Regions from separate parts of the Mus musculus genome. Here region 1 is linked to region 2. A link is a loop called in an ENCODE intact Hi-C map of the cell type or tissue named here. Cell type or tissue: heart. All regions are shown on one strand.

The links. A loop is a pair of places that touch in the nucleus more often than their neighbours do. Peaks named below come from ENCODE experiments on the same cell type or tissue, not always from the same donor. Only the 100,000 strongest peaks of a DNase experiment are listed, where the experiment ranks them.
Region 1: a loop joins it to region 2, with 1.9 times the contacts of the local background. A loop is called at or near these places in 2 of 42 quality-filtered maps.

Annotation. Positions count from the first base shown.
Region 1 is chr2:11,168,295-11,176,294 of GRCm38, forward strand. It overlaps Prkcq (protein kinase C, theta), which reads left to right and starts at 4,088. Exons shown (of 18, transcript NM_008859.2): 1 at 4,088-4,166. In heart, a CTCF peak has its summit at 4,058; a DNase peak (open chromatin) is centred at 3,997; H3K4me3 peaks cover 1,241 bases; H3K27ac peaks cover 611 bases; H3K27me3 peaks cover 2,531 bases.
Region 2 is chr2:11,491,147-11,499,146 of GRCm38, forward strand. Pfkfb3 (6-phosphofructo-2-kinase/fructose-2,6-biphosphatase 3) reads right to left here. Exons shown (of 18, transcript NM_001177753.1): 2 at 2,757-2,882; 3 at 1,414-1,510. Among named protein-coding and RNA genes, the nearest start is that of Gm52500, 6.9 kb to the right of the region's middle. In heart, no CTCF peak of the experiment used is centred here; DNase peaks (open chromatin) are centred at 4,015, 5,685 and 5,815.

The sequences.
Region 1 (8,000 bases), 320 kb before region 2:
AACTAACACAAGATGCCAAGGCATGTTTTGTAATTACTCAATTAAAAAAAATCTTTTTTTGTGTTCAACATAATTCTCTTTTGTAATATTTTAACTGATGTTCAGAGGGAAATAACCTCTTCCGGACATTCCACACGACTGATGACAGACACTTTCCTTTCCAACAGTTTCAATAACTGTGCAGTGTGATACGAGATAATTCATAGGTCAGCAATCTGACCTATGAATATGAATTAATTTGCCTTCACAGTACCTTACCCATTGGAACCTATGTAAACACACATGGTTCGTTTACTGATTCAAGTCAGGATATAATTTCTACACTTGTCTTGTTTCTTCTGTGTGTTTGATAGAAAGTTTATCATGAGTTGAGAGTCAAGTTGACCAGATAAATCTTATAAATTAGTGGCTCCACAGACTTGGGCAGACAGTTCTTTAGACTCCACAGCTACTCTGTAGCACCCGTAAAATACAGAAGACATTATACATGCCACAGTGCTTTTAACACCACCCTGACATACCCAGGAAGGCACCGTTAGCATTAGTGAATAGTTCCCCATCAACATCTTGCCCTTAAGTGAAGAAATGATACCTACCTGCCTTACCTGGCCCATGATTATAAAGTCCTTCAACATTTCTAAGCATGCCAAATGAATAAATGTCCCAATAGTGAAACTTTTAAGAATTTAACCACTCTTTTCTACTCTCAGATTAAACTGCCTTCATCTTTCACTGTACCAACTCACCCTCTACAGAGCTGAAGGCTCTTATTATCAACAGCGATGTATGCAACTTTGGTGCTGCAAACCTCTAAACTCGGGATGTGGGAATTGCTGGCAGGGAAGATCGGAAGTTCAAGGTCATCCTCAGCTATGTAATGAGTTTGAGGCCAGCCAGGGTTTTCACGACACCCTGCCTCAAGGATCAAACACAATAAGCAAGCAGACAACAGCAACTGGAGTTTAGTTACTTCTAGCAAAATTCAAGTTTTGCTTCCAGGTTTAAAGACCTCTTTGGGAAAAATAAATGAATAGCAATAAATAAAGTTTCAGTGTAGACTGTACAGTGAGGTTTTTTTTTTTAAAGCAGCAAACACTTGCCCATGTTTTGAGTTTAAAATGTCCGATTTTGTTCCTGCCTCTGTCTCTTTTATCTACCCATAACTTTTACACTTTCCAAATAAATTTACACTAACTTTCACATGTTACTTGAGTCTCCATTTACTTCTAATTCCTTCAATAGACTAAGGCTGGCTACTTTGCAAATAGTCTCTGACAGGCTTTAGAAAGAGGATGTCTGGATGTCAAAGACCTCACAAAATCGTCTGGAATGATGTCCTTCAAATGGTGGTTTCCTGTCGCAAGAAATGTCCTTGTCTCATGACACTGTCTTTAAGTTGCCTATATTTGTCACACCCTAGTTCTCCAAAGTTCCATTGGTCTCCAAACTGAGGCTCAAACTAAGAACTGTTCTTTGTGCTCTGTATTCTGAATCCCTTATGAGGCTAATCCCAGAGAAAGGTGCAAGTGTGGATGCCATAGGAGATGGAGCCACAGTCTTCAACTAAGTCCCAGAGGAAAGCACGGTGATGCCATGGGGGCTCTTTTCCAAATTCCAAGTTGCCACAGGTCCAGGAAAAAGTCACTCTGGAGTTCCTTGTTCCTTAGCCCTCAGTGGCCAGAGTCGGAACAGCATCTTTCCCACGCAGAAGGAAGCAACTAACCCACCGGGTACTCAGTGCAATTCTGGGAAACTTTAGGGCAGACATTGAAGGAGAAAAGAAACACATAACTGAAAGTTGGGGTGTTTTTAACACAATGGGTAGAACCTTGCCACCCACACACCATCCTCTCCCGGAAATGCCATTTCCTCTTCCAGGAAACAAAGGTGTGGAGAGTTCTGAGCAGCAGCTGGGTATCTGAAACAAGGGAGACAAACTCTGATAGAAAGAAACACTCTGCAGCCTGGGGAAGCAGAGTTGGTTCTGTACCATAAGGAGGCCAAACAGTTGACAGGTTCCCGCTGCACTTGACATAGACCAAGAATACAGTTCCATGCTTTTAAACATACTGTTAAGGCCAAAATAAAATCATTTTTCTGAGATACATGATAGAGTATTATTTCAGAAGATCCAGCTTTCAGGGTAAAGAACTTCTAACTATTGAACTCTGTAGTTATAGGATATCAGAATACCACAGGCCTTCCAAACCCAGAGGTTCTAAAGCGATGGAAACCAAATACTAAAATCAGTGCTGTAGGGATGAAGGTTGCATTCAATTATGTTTAAGAGGGATACTAAAGAGTACTCAAGGTTTGAATTCTGATTCTTTCTAATCACATAACAATATAATGTATAATAATGTAATGCTGATTATATTACATAATATTTCAAAACATTATTATTTTCATGTGTCAAGTGGGGATGATAATAATGGTTATGATGTTAGCTACTTCATTAGATTATGAAGGTAGAATGAACAATGTATGTAATTCTTCCCACCACAGGCCTACTATGTATAAGTATTTACTATGTTGCCAACATCCTGTCATTTGTATATAACCTTTTAAAAGCAATTGAAGCCTGATTTACAGAAACAGGCTGTGGATGGTCAGTAGTAGAGTCTCTACAATGTGTTTTAAATAATTAATCAGAGGACATATGAAGGTCCCTAAGCCCCTGCATATATTTAATCTCCTAAAATACTCAGTGGGAAACATAGTCATGGAGAATATGTTTCCTGACTTAAGGCATAGCTGTGTGATCACTCTGTCATTTCTCCCCAACCCAGTAGGATCTACTGAAGACTGGCTGGAGAAGCCAGTCCTTTCATCTTTGAACAAGAGGATCCTTAGCAGTCACAGACTGGGGCAGAAGTGGGGACCATCACTCCAGCCCTTTGACCTTGTTCCCAGGCATGACACACTTTTCTGCCAAATGTAATAGCCAAAATATAATGGAGGCCTACTATGTGCCAGACTTTGATGTCCTGAGGTCATCATACTTCAGGGCTGGAAGCACAGCCTCTGTATTGTAAGATCCTGACTTGTGGGCTAGTTCAGTGCTTATGTATCAACAAATGGCAAAGTGGATTAATTTTGGCCAAATATTTTTGTAACCTTTAAAACTCTGTGCATTGGTTTTGATGGTTCATATACATTATAGGGAAGTATCGCCATTTGTGGCTTCTTAACACAGCCCCAAGTATCAGTTGATCAAGTCACCAAGCACTTCCATGTCTCAGTGTCATCTGTAGAGTCACATTAGAAGCTGAAACTCTCCGTACCTGTGGCCATTTAAAGATGATGTATGTCAGTAACCAGAAGCCTGCTGAGGAGAACATGGGGTAGGGTGGAGTATTTAAATAGTGTTACTATTTAAATTCTCATACTAATCTGGCCTTCCTGTACTGCACAACAAAAATGTAATTTTATTAAGTGCGCGAAAATCTACCACCCCTTGTTATAGAGACAATCATGAACATTAGCAGCATGGCATAAAAACTCTTAAAAAGACAAATACACCCTAGTGACGAAAAGTTGCTGCCGAAATGCTGTACAGTTTACAGCAGTTCAAAACATCAAAAATCATTCATAAGACTCCACCAAGAAGCCTCTATGCCACTACAGAGCTGTGTCCAAACACACTCGTAGGTAATTAAAAAGCAAACCAAAACAAAAGCAACTCGTAAGCCCTTTGTAATGCAAAATGGATTAAATAAAACACTTCTTTCTGCCGGCGACCTTAGCCCTTCCCACTGGCTGCTCATTTATGGTTTTTCAGCTAAGCAAGAAGAGACTGCTCTCGCGCCCCCCTTTCTGGCACTCAGGCGGCTGAGGCTCTGGCGTCCGTCCCGCTTCGCGCTGCCTGCGGCGTCGCTCCCCGCCCGGTGACTGCTTCATCCAGACCTCCTGCAGCCTCCGGGTCCCAGTCGCGGCAGAGCGACAAGTGGCCAGTGAGGCGTGAGGATGGAGGGTGGGGACAGAGCCAGCAGGAGGAAGGCCGAGAGCGCTCGCGGAACGCAACCAGGCGCGCGTCCCTGAGCCGGCGTGGCGAGCGCCCTCTGGCCGGTGCCGCCACCGGAGTACCCTTGGGTCGCCAGGCCCGCGCCAGTCCCCGCCATCCGAGCAACAGCGGCGCTGCTCTGGGACCGCGGCCGCGACACCAGGTAGGACCCAGGGTCCCAAGTTACCACCGAGGAGTGAGCAGACTGGAGGTGCCAAAGATCAGGGCCTGAAGGGCCACCCGAATGTCTCTTGCAAGTGTTCCAGGAAAGGGTAGGGGACTGTCAGGAGTAACAGGGGTGAGAACAAAATCGAGAAAAAGCAAACTTTGGGGCTCCTCCAGTCGTTGGTTTCTTGTGTGCTGGCGACCTTGACCAGTGGAAGCTGGGGTCAGGGACTGAGGGGCGCTTCCTTCTTCCTTTGCGTTTCCTTAGCACCCGAGGAAAGGCAGGCTAGGAAAAAGGAAACAGTTGCAACTTTATGTGTTCTCCACAAAACAAAAACAAAAACAAAACCATAGACTTGTAAGGAGTGTTTTCTGTCCTAGGAGACCTGTCCATGGAGAACACCTAGTTTTCTGGGAATTTGCTGCAGCGCTTGATTCGGGTTTTTGTTTGTTTTGTTTTGTTTTTCAGGGGCTAGGTTGTATTTTAGGTGTTTGTTTGTTGTTTGATTTTAAAAGTTGAGGTATTCACTTCCTTAGAACAAGATTATTTTCTAGCTTTGAGTGTCACATGTTAAGATGCATTTTGTTATATGCAACCTCTTTGTTCCACTGGAGTTTTAAGAGCTGGCATTATCAAAGTACCACGGGTGACTTTAATGACTCCATGTGGGCGTGGGAGAGAGGTCCAACGGCGGGCTGAACCTTAGTGATTCTGGTGTTCTCTGCAAGGGGAGCGTCACAGAGCTGCCCTGTCCTCTGGGCTGTCCTGCTACTATGTGGGCTGGCCATGGTGCTAATAAAAGATTATTCAGTGGTGACACAGCTGGGTATGTGTGGAGATGGGAGGGCGGAGGGCAGGGGTGGGGGTTGGGGGGGAGGGAGAAAGAGCTTGGGCTGTCAGTGGGAAAAATGGACCGTTTGTGCCCAAGCCCCAGTCCTTTAAGCTGCAGGTGCCTTTTGAGAACACAGACCTAGACTGGGGAATTGTGTGATGAACCTCAGACAAGATATGGGGGATCTGCCTTTGTCTTCTCAGCTCAGTTCATTTGTCCCTTTCATTTAGCAAAGGAAAAGTCTCGGGATTCAGGAGTCAAGGAAACAGAACTTAATGGCTCCGTGCATTTGTCCTGGAAGCCATGCCCACCACTGCTTCTTCCTCCCCAGGGCTTGTTTCCTTGCCTGAGTAGTCCTTTTCTAAGATCTTGAGTACCTCACCCCACCCACACCCCAACCTTGTGAAACATCATCTTCATCCCGCCGCACCCCCCACCCCCTTATCTTTGAGAATGTGTAAAATGGCAGGCTTAAATGAGGATGCTTGCTCTCTCTTTTTTTAAAAAAAAATGCTGTGTCTTGTGGGAAGAAGGGTGACATTTACTAATTTGGTTGCAAATTACTTTTGAAGTTTATGCACAGCTGTTTAAAATCCCCCAGAGATCAGTGCCATTGTCTGATGCAGGTGTCTACCACAGAAAGATCTTGTTAGGCTGTTTCTTTTGCTGATTGAGAGTGCATATATATGACGATTTAGCCTAGGAAGATCTGAAACCTGCACAGTTCCCTGCCAAGTTGAGCAATTCAATCTAAATGAAGGGGTTCTGTTTTAGTTTTTACAACTGTTGTATCGTCGTTTAATCCCCTTGGTGACTCTTACTGCCTGTCCCAAGGGTAACCTTTCTGGCATCAATAGTTTCTAATTCCAAGGCCCAGGATTGCTGTCTACACTTTGAAATGGCAGCAGCTTCTCAGGGAGATTCTTGTTGCCCGATGTTTGGTCAGGTTCACTTGTGCACTGCCTTGTGCTGTGGTGGCTCAGGGTGGCAGTGACTCCTGGACAAGCTCCCAACACCTGTTCTCCCACCAGTGCCCCCTCCCAGCAGGGCCTCTGCCTACACTGTGTAGCCACACAGCGCAGTCTCTATGACGGCTCTCTCCTCTCTTCCAAGGCTCCCAGGGATGCTGCTCATAGAGTCAAACCCAGCTTTTCTAGAATCTCAAATATCCTTCTCAACACCCTTCTACTTCCCGTGTTCACAGCAGGTCTTGGAAGCTCTCTGAAATGTGTTATTGCATGCAAATATGTAAAGACATACATATCCTTAAATATAGCCTGTTCAGTCAATATTTTTTAATAACCCAGAATCTAATTAGTGCTTTCTATATAACCATAGATATTTGGCCATCCACTGAAATGCACAATGTGGAGCCAGAAAAGTGAATTAAAAGGTGTGTCTTAGCAAGGCTTGAAACATCTTTCATCTCAACCTGCCAGATATTTGTATACAGTGATATTCTGATTGCTATATCATCTCTGCATATTCTTGGCAGGCAGTTGGGGGAGGGTTGAAAGTCTAAGGTCCCAGAAGTTGAAACAATCTCATCTGAGTTCAGAATCATGGATTTCTGCTCTGGGGTTAAATTGCCATTTATTTGATAAGTCCTTGTCTTGGGAGCACGTCCTTCTACAGGTTGCTAGATTGTGTTAGCTTTTGAATTAAGCTAATGGTATTGATGATAATCATAGCCAGAACAAACCAAAACAATAATGTTTGGGCTAGGGATGTGGGTAGCTCCATTGGTAGAGTTTCTACCTAGCATGCAGGAAGCCCTGGGTTCTGTCCTGAGCAGAGCAGAAACCAGCCGTGGTACTGCATGCATATAATCCCAGCACTCAGGAAAGGGAGAACAGGAACAAACTCATCCTTGGCTACATAGTGGGTTCAAGGCCATCCTGAGATACCAGACACCCCCTAAGAAAACAGACTAAACTAAAAGCACAAAGGATCATTACTATTTATGATTTATATGCTAATTATAATTATTGTCACATTTAATTTTCATAAAAGTCCTCATAAATTTGGTATTCTTATTCTCATTTTTTTTTCAGAAGAGGAAGCCAAGGCTTGAGAGAGCTAAGTCACTTGCCCAGCATTTAGAAGGCGTAAGAGGCAAATTTGCCTGGGCAGTAAGCCCTGCTGTAAACTATATGTCAGGTCACCTGACAGAAGTGTACGTAAAACTGACCATTGTAACCTCTTTAGAAGGATTGACTTAATTCTGTTTTATGGGTCTGAGTGTTTTGTCTGTGAGCATGTCTGTGCACCACATGCAGGCCAGAGTGGGTGGTAGATCACCTGGGACTGGAGTTACAGGTCGTGAGCTGCCACATGGGTGCTGGGATTGAACTAGCATCCTCTGGAAGAGCAGTAAATGCCATAATCAGGGAGCCATGTCTCCAGCCACCTTTCAGGCACGTTTAAGTGAAAGATTGGACAGCTTCATGTGATCGTCACTTTCATTCTTAAGCCGTTTTCTTTTGTGACTATGGGATATGTTTGTGTGCAGTGTAACACATGACGTGTGTCCGCGTGCCCTTTCTTACACATGCACAAGCCATCTTCAGCCATTCTCTGAGTTACTGCCTTGAGACAGGGTCTTTCACTGAACTTTAAAAAGCTCACTCTTTGGACTAGGGCTGGGTAGCCTTGTGAATTCTGGGGGTCTCCCTATCGCACCCTTAGCCTGCCGTGCTGAGGTTACAGGAAGGTGCAGATGTCCTCCGCTTTTTATATGGATCCTGGGGCTAGGGTCTCAGGCCCCCAAGCTTGTAGAGGAAGCTTCTTACTCATGGAGCTCTCTCTCTAAACTAGACCCATGGAGCTCTTACCATCTTACAAAACTATACACAAAACTTAACTCCTACATTCCCCACTCTGTCAGCCCCCGAGAGCCACACTTCCAGCTTGCTATCTTTGTTTAGGAACCTTCTGTGAGTGTGTTCATAAAAGGATGCATCTTTTATCGACTGGCTGTTTTCACTTAGCTGATTTCA
Region 2 (8,000 bases):
ATTCTCCTACTGGGGTGTGAGGGATGGGGTGGGCTGTGGAAGCCAGAGAATCAGAGGTTCAACCTCAGCTACACAGAAAGCTCAAGGCCAACCTTAGCTACGTGACCTGGTGCTAGGCAGCAGAATGGCAAATACTCATATAATATATGCACTCAGGAGGCTAAGGCAGGTAGATCTGAGGATGAGGCCAATCGAGCTGGGTAGTGTAAAGCCAGCCAGCGTTATATAACAAATACCACTTAAAACTAAACTAAACTAAATAGCAGTACAAATAAAATTAAAATGAATGTCAAAGCAGACCCAGAGAGTAACACTGGACAGGCCTGGGGCTGTGCCTGGCACCCGGATCTCTTCCCACACCCAGCTGATTCCAGCACCATGCGGCTATGAGGCACAGAAGAGGAGCACCACCTGCCACCTGCAGTTTAAGAACTCTTTTGCAAATGCAAACTGAGGATTTCCAATGAAAAGGACTTTGTTCACTCCTGGCATGTGGCAGCTGTTGAAGTGTCTCTCAGGGTGGCTCAGTTTGTACTTCTGGAAGAATATCAAAGCAGTCAGTCACAGAGAGGCCGAAGACTTGTCCTAATACTAGCTTGGTCTGATGGGCACCAGCATGCAGGCTGGCCTCTGCTTCCTTTTACAGAACCCAGCTTCAAAACAAAGGAAGCCACAGGATGGGAAGATTGCTCAGTCCATAGTAAAGTGTTTGCCTTTCAAGCATAACAACCTGAGTTGGGTCCTTAGAACCTACATAGAAGAGGGGGAGGAAGAAAAGAAGAGGAGGAGGAGGAGGGAGGGGAGAAGGAGGAGGAGGAGAAGCAGCAGCAGCTGGGGTTGGTGGTACAGACATGTAATTCCAGTGCTAGAGAGATGGAAACAGTTAGAAACTTGGGGTTCACTGGCAGCAAGCCAATCTAACCTACTCATTAACGTCCAGATCAGTGATAGGCCCTACCTCTAAGAAAAGGCCTACAGAGTTGGTGCTTTGGTAGAGCACCTGCCACCCGAGGACATGAGTTTGCATCTCCAGCACTCACCTAAATGCCAGGCACTGGGGGGGGGGGGGGGTATAGAAAAAGGCAGGTCCCCAGAGCTCACTGACCAGCCAAACTAGTTCCAGATTCATTAACAGACCCTGTCTAAGGGCAGGAGAGATGGCTGAGCAGTTAAGGGCACTTGTTGCTCTTCCAGGACTTGGGTCTGATTCTCAACACCCACTGTTACTGATCACAACCCGGTTACCCCAGGCACCAGGCACTAACATGCACGCAGGCAAAAGACCCATACTCATAAGGTAACTTATTAAAGTGAACAGTGAGTGCCCAAAGAACATGCAAGGTTCTCCTCTGGTACAGATACATACACACACACACACACACACACACAAAACCCAAGGCACCCCAGGCTTACTTTCGGACTCTCATGGCTTCCTCATTGTCAGGGCGGAAGAAGTTGTAAGAGCTGTACTGCTTCACAGCCTCACGCCGATACTCTCCCACATTGAACACTGGACAGGAAAGACAAGGGCCGTCAGGAACAAGAGGCTTCCCAGCCAATAGCTATCTGAATAGGGAATTTCCTATGGAAACAGTGTGGAATTCCCAGGCCAGGCGTGTCATCCCCAGGTGTCACTGTCAGGGAAACAGGCCCAGACCAAGGACAGCACTCATCATGCTTGCTGTACCAGCCAGCTGTCTTCTAGGAACCAGATCCCGACCTAAGCCTCCCAATGTCATCAACCAGAAACAAACGCTGAAGACCCCCAGAGTCTAGCAAAGAAAGTTACAATGTAGGAATATTGCAAAATAAGTTACAATGTTGCTCAGGTGTTAAAAGTCAAAATAAGTTACAATGTTGCTCAGTTGTTAAAAGTGACTGTCTAGCATGGCTGAAAGGCTGGGCTGGATGCCAGCACCAAAAACATTGGGCAGGGCAATGCATCCTTGTAATCCCAACACAGAAATATAGGCAGGGGGATTAGAAGTCCAGGAGCTGTATAGTTCATTCAAGCTATGGAACATTGTCTCGAAATCATAAATGTAAATAAATCCGCGGAGAGGTAGCTCAGCAGTTAAGAGCACTTGCTGCTCTGGCAGAAAGAGAACCAGGGTTCAGTTCCCAGCACAACTGTGACTCCAGTTTCAAGGGATCTGACTCCCTCTTCTGGCCATCTGGGGCATGAGGCACAAGTGTAGTACTCATACATATCTGCAGGCAAAATGTATATATAAAACTAAATAAATAAATGTTAGAATAACTAGAGACTTTTTGCCTATGGTATCCACGCGTGGGTCTCAGTGACCAGCCAGCCTTGGCCACTTGTTGAGCAAGCGATTCTAAAATTACCCCTACTATGTCTAAATTGGTTGTGTTCCTGCTGACAACACCATCATGGGGATGAAGTCACATTTAATAGTCACTGCTTATCACATGTAGATCTAGAGTCAAGCATCATTATTTAAAAAAGTTTCTTAGCACAACGAGGGATGCTAGATCCTATCCATTTGTTGGGAAGTGTCACCAATACTAAGCAGCATGAAGCTGCTGAGGAGAGCCACTAAAGGAAGGCTAGTTACATCTGATGGGACTTTCAAAGGAAAAGTCCCATGGAGAATGGGGTCACCAGAGGGAGCCTGATAAAGGGGAGGTGAACTGAGATAACTGGGAGGCAAGGTCAGACTCCATAACCTAGACAGGTGCTGGGAGTGGCCCTGCCTGAGAGTACCTGCTACTAGCCTTCAGACCTGGCTTACCTTTCGTTGGAACACCTATCCAGTTGAGGTAGCGAGTCAGCTTCTTGGAGATGTAAGTCTTACCCCGGGCTGGGAGCCCCACCATCACAATCACGGTTGGGGAGTTGGTCAGCTTCGGCCCACAGGCTGGAAAGATCAAGAAAGGGATCATTCATCAAACAGCAAAACTTAATGGTGTGAGTCCTATACCGAAAGACATATTTTGAAGTATAGGACCAAAATTGAGGATGGTGGCACATATCAGTAATCCCTGTCCTTAGGAGACAGACTCGGGAAGATTGAGTGTTCAAGGTGATCCTGTGCTACACAATTGAGTTCCAAGCCAGCTTGGGCTACGCATTTAGTTCCAGGCCAGCCTGGGCAACAATGGGCAACTGTCTCAAAGCAACACAAAAGAATAGCTCTAAAGTTATGATGTCATTCCACATGCCAAAGCCCCTGCTATCTGTCTGATGACCCAATGGGATTACCTCACCCCAACCCCACCTAATGGCCACTCCCTTTGGCCTGAGTTCAGTCTTACTTTTCAAGTAATATTGGCAATGGCAGTTTAATGGTAGTTCTGAAAGCAAATATACAATCAGGCAGGGAGGAACTGAGCCCCAGACAGGGTGTTCCAATCCCTAACAAAATGGTGGAAGAGCACTCATGGGGGTACAAAGATGGGACCCCAATGCCAGGAAGGGTAAAATTAGCGTTGGGGAGAGATGATTTCCCAATTAAACATGTAAATTGAACCAACAGGTAGGAAATAGACTTGAGTGAGACCCAGAAAAGAGGGAAGACATTTTCTAAACTGCACTGAGACTTTCTTTTCTAAATAAAAAATTAAATAGAGCTTATCGAGTAAAAGTAGGTCATGGACCCAGAATGCTGGGCCCCCTGGCTGGGCACCATGCCTCTGCCTTTCACGACCTTCCTAGCCAGCCCCCCCCCCCCCCCGCTCCATTCTGCTGCCAGGATCTGATGGATGCCAGGTTCAAAGGGATGCCTGAGGCTGCCAAGGTAATAGCCAGTCAGACGGTCCTAAGTAAGCTGGTCACTAAGTCCCAGGCAGGCTCCCAGAGATGTTCTTGCCTGTGATGAATGAGTGACCCGTATAGCCTTAGAATCACAATGAGACAAAGCATCAGGGACGTGGGTTTTTAGAAAGCAGCCAAAGGAATCCTGCTAGACAAACTAACGTTCCAACATTTCCTTGGCTGTGTCTTTGCCCCTGAGACTCTCGGGCGACTCCTGCATCCTGGTGACAAGTGAGCTCACAAGCCAAAGAGGCTGCCTGCCAGCTAAGAGCTCAGCTGGCCTTCTCCTGTCCCAGACAGGCTGCACAGCCTGCAGGAAAAGAGAGGAGAGTCGTACCAGCAATCTAGACAGATGTCAGATTTAGATAGAGGTCCATGGGAAGGCTAAGCATAGGGGGAGACCCAGCGTGGATCTTTCGCTTTAGATCTGCAGGCTAGGGTCTGTGTAGAAGCAGAGCTATGTGTTCTCCTTGACCATGGGGTCCTAGGTGACGAGTGTGAAGCTATCTAGACAAGAGAATTCATAAGCGAAAGACAGCCCTTAGAGACGTACCCAATGAATGCATTCCAGAGGCTCTGGAAAGAACAGGTTCCTAGAGGACAGAAGCTCCTGTCCCTCCAGCCAATGGGTCCCTTCTTCCTCCCTTATGACCCCACTGAGACATTGCTACTGAAAGCATCCAGAGCTGCCTGGAGACAGGCACCCTTATATGCTAGTGTGCATAGACTGCTTCTGTTGGAACTGAGTCAGGGACTCAGAGGTACAAGTTGACTGAGTTATCAGGTCAGGGATTATGTCGATCTACTAATCGTAGGAATAAATCCCGCTGGCAGTAGACACTTTGGAAGGGGGAAAAGACAATACTGTGGACTCAGCAGAGTTCTGCTAGATGTCAATGAAATAAACCTAGATCACTCCCTTAGTTGACAAAGCAAAAGCCATTCATCCTTACCACATGCTCAAAGCTGAGGAGCTCAGAGCAGCTGCCAAACGAAGCGTAGCTTTCCCTCACCCGGACATCCCAGCACGGTAAGATGAACGAATCTGTCCAGATAAATCTAGTATCGCTACCACAGACCGTTTTCAAACTCACAACCCAGCTCCAGGGTCTCCCTGGCCTCATCACCTATTGCAACCTGCCCTCGGGTTCTCTTCTTCATACACAGTTTTACCACTGAGAAAGAGTCATCAACCATGACCCCTCATCCTGCATCTCACAACTTCCCTGGATCCAGTCCCTAACTCTGCTATTTCTTCCTCCAACCAACTCAATATATTGAGTTCAACAAAGTTTTTTTTTCCCCTCTTCGGTTTTTCGAGACAGGGTTTCTCTGTATAGCCCTGGATGTCCTGGAGCTCACTGTGTAGACCAGGCTGGCCTCGAACTCAGAAATCCGCCTGCCTCTGCCTCCCAAGTGCCGGGATTAAAGGAGTGCACCACCACGCCCAGCTCAACAAAGAGTTTTTAAAGACAAACAAATAATGCCTCTTTTCCTTTTACATAAATATTTGGGTTTTTTAACCAGGTGGTTTTTTGTTTTGTTTTATTCTATTATTTAGCAGCAAATTTAGTTATCAACTTTAATGAGCATAAAGGAATACACAGATGTTCTGTTGGAATGTGTGTGATGCTTCATCTCCATTTGTCAATTTGGTTAGGCTTAGAATCACCATGGTAACACACCCCACAGTATCTATGAAAATGTTCCTGGATTGGGTTAGCTGAAGTGGGAAGGCCCACACTGTGGGTGGCACCATGCCATGGGTGTGGGTAAGCCTGAGTAAAGAGAAGGGAGTTGAGCAACAACATTCAAATCTTTCTGTTTCCTGACTGCAGATGCAGTCGGCTACCTAACACTCCTGTTACTACTGCTTTCCAGCCACAACAACTCCAACCCTCAAACTAGTCAAAATAAACACTTCCTCCCAGAAGTTGGTTTTGTCTCAGCAATGAGAAAAATAGCCAATCTAAGTGGAAAGAAGTCATTGTCTTAAGACCTCCACGCCCTTGGGAGATTCAGAATGAAAGTCCTGCCCAAAGCATGGTTCCCTAAGTAAGAGCCACAGAAAGCCACCAGGTCCGGAGAGCTGAGCCAGCACCTACAATGTCATCAGGCTTATATGCTCACATACTCATGAGCCCAGTGCTCTGGATGCCAGATGGAAAGGATGACAGGTGGACACACTTGAGGTCAGCATTATTGATGAGTACCACTGAACTCAGACCTGCTGCTTACTCACATACTAGTCCTACTGTCGTTAGTTCTTAATGCAATCTTGCTGCATGTGCCAGCATCCTGTAGGTAATTATACAGAAAGGAAACCCGACCAGCTGGTGAACTACAGGATAGCATGGCTGAAGAGCAAATTATGGGAAGAGAAAGCCTGACGCATGATTAAACCCCCAACTTCAACAGTACTCGTCTACCATAGCACTGTTGCGAGACAAACACGCTCCTGGGTCCTAACTTCAACTCTTCTTCCTCCATTAAGTGATTAATATCTTCAACAACATGTGGCCAAGTGCAGGTGTGGATACAGCTGACTTAAACATCCCACCACCTGATACCCACAACTTCTTTTCCGAAAATTTGCTTTGCTGTGGAAGATACCCCACACCTCATCCGTGCTCGGTTCCACCTGATGCTTTGCAAAACATCAACACTAGACAAGGATGCTAAGCCATCTTCATCATCCTTTTGTGCAAGCATGTGAGTTATGCTTCAACTACAAGTTCATGGGAAACACATGGAAGGAAGGAAGGAAGGAAGGAAGGAAGGAAGGAAGGAAGGAAGGAAGGAAGGAAGGAAGGATAGATACATTTAGGTCAGCTGTGGACCCTGAAGGGCTCCATCATCACTCCTGGGAACTGAGACTTTCCTCAGGAACCACCTCACTCTATCTCCATCAACCAAGGGCGAAACAAGACCTACCTTGACCTTATAGGTATACTACCACATGAAGATCTCTCGGAAAATGGGCTTAACCTGCCAGGCCCTCAGAACACAATGAATACCAGCAACAGAAGGCAACACACGCCACATGGTTGTTCAGTAGATGAAAGCATCATTGGATCCACCTGCAGCATCCTCCCAGTCTGATGGGATAATATAACAAGAGCTTGCCTCTGTAGAGTAGGCTTGGGATGTGTGGCACAGGGAGAATAGAGATAACAGATATATCTTTTAAAGACCCTCTCCTTCATGGTTACAATGTACATGGACTGCTTACCATGTACCTTTTGTCTCCTAATATCTAATTAATTTGATACCCAATGAATGGCCTTGAACTTTAGGACCTCATATCTCTGCCACACACTGTGACAGGGTATCTTATTGATAACTGTGGGAGGCAGTGCTCAACATGCAACTCAGTGAGTCCAGGACAGAGTTTAAAGCCAGGCCTCACCACCCCCTTGGATCTGGGACATCTTCAGCTCTTCATGTCTTCCTTTCCTTTCCTGGACAAAGGCAGAGTTTAAGACACTGATTGTGACAATGAACTGCACAGAGCTCTCATGGAATGAATGTTCTAGCTATGCCCAGCTGGGCATAGGCAGGTTAGAACTTTGTAAGCCTTTAAATTCCATACCCACCTTCCTTCATGTAAATTCTATCCTAAATCATAATCCAAGATGAACTGGCATCTTATTCCCATGTTATTGAGGGACAATAGCAAAGGTGAAAGCTAGTAAGATGGCTTTGTGGGTTAAAGTGCTTGCCTTACAAGCCTGAGGACTTATGTTCAATCGCTAGAGGCCACTTAAGGATATTAGAGAGTCAACTCCATAGAGCTGTCCTCTAAACAGCTCTGCTCCACAGAAACTCCATGGCATGTGCCACCCTCCCCCCTGCCCCCCATAATAATGAGTAAATACTTTTTAAGATAATTTTTTGATAGCTGCTGTTTAAGGCAACTCTGCACCGGGCAGTCAGACTATCCCTTGGAACTCTGAGGAAACTGTGACAACTCCCAACTAAGTCTCAGGCTATAGATTTTCAGTGCAGGCAACAGGAAAGCCAGTTTGAGTTAAGCTCATTTGCAAATACAGTAATGTCTCTCTAAATTGTGGCTTAAACTGATGGGCACTTCCAGTTTTGGAAGAAACATTTATCACAATGTCGGTAAAGAAACTTGACACTCAATTTCTGCACTCCTCAGACAAACATATCATCCTGCAGTCCTTTTGTTTTTTAATTTCAAGACAGGCTATAGAGGCCA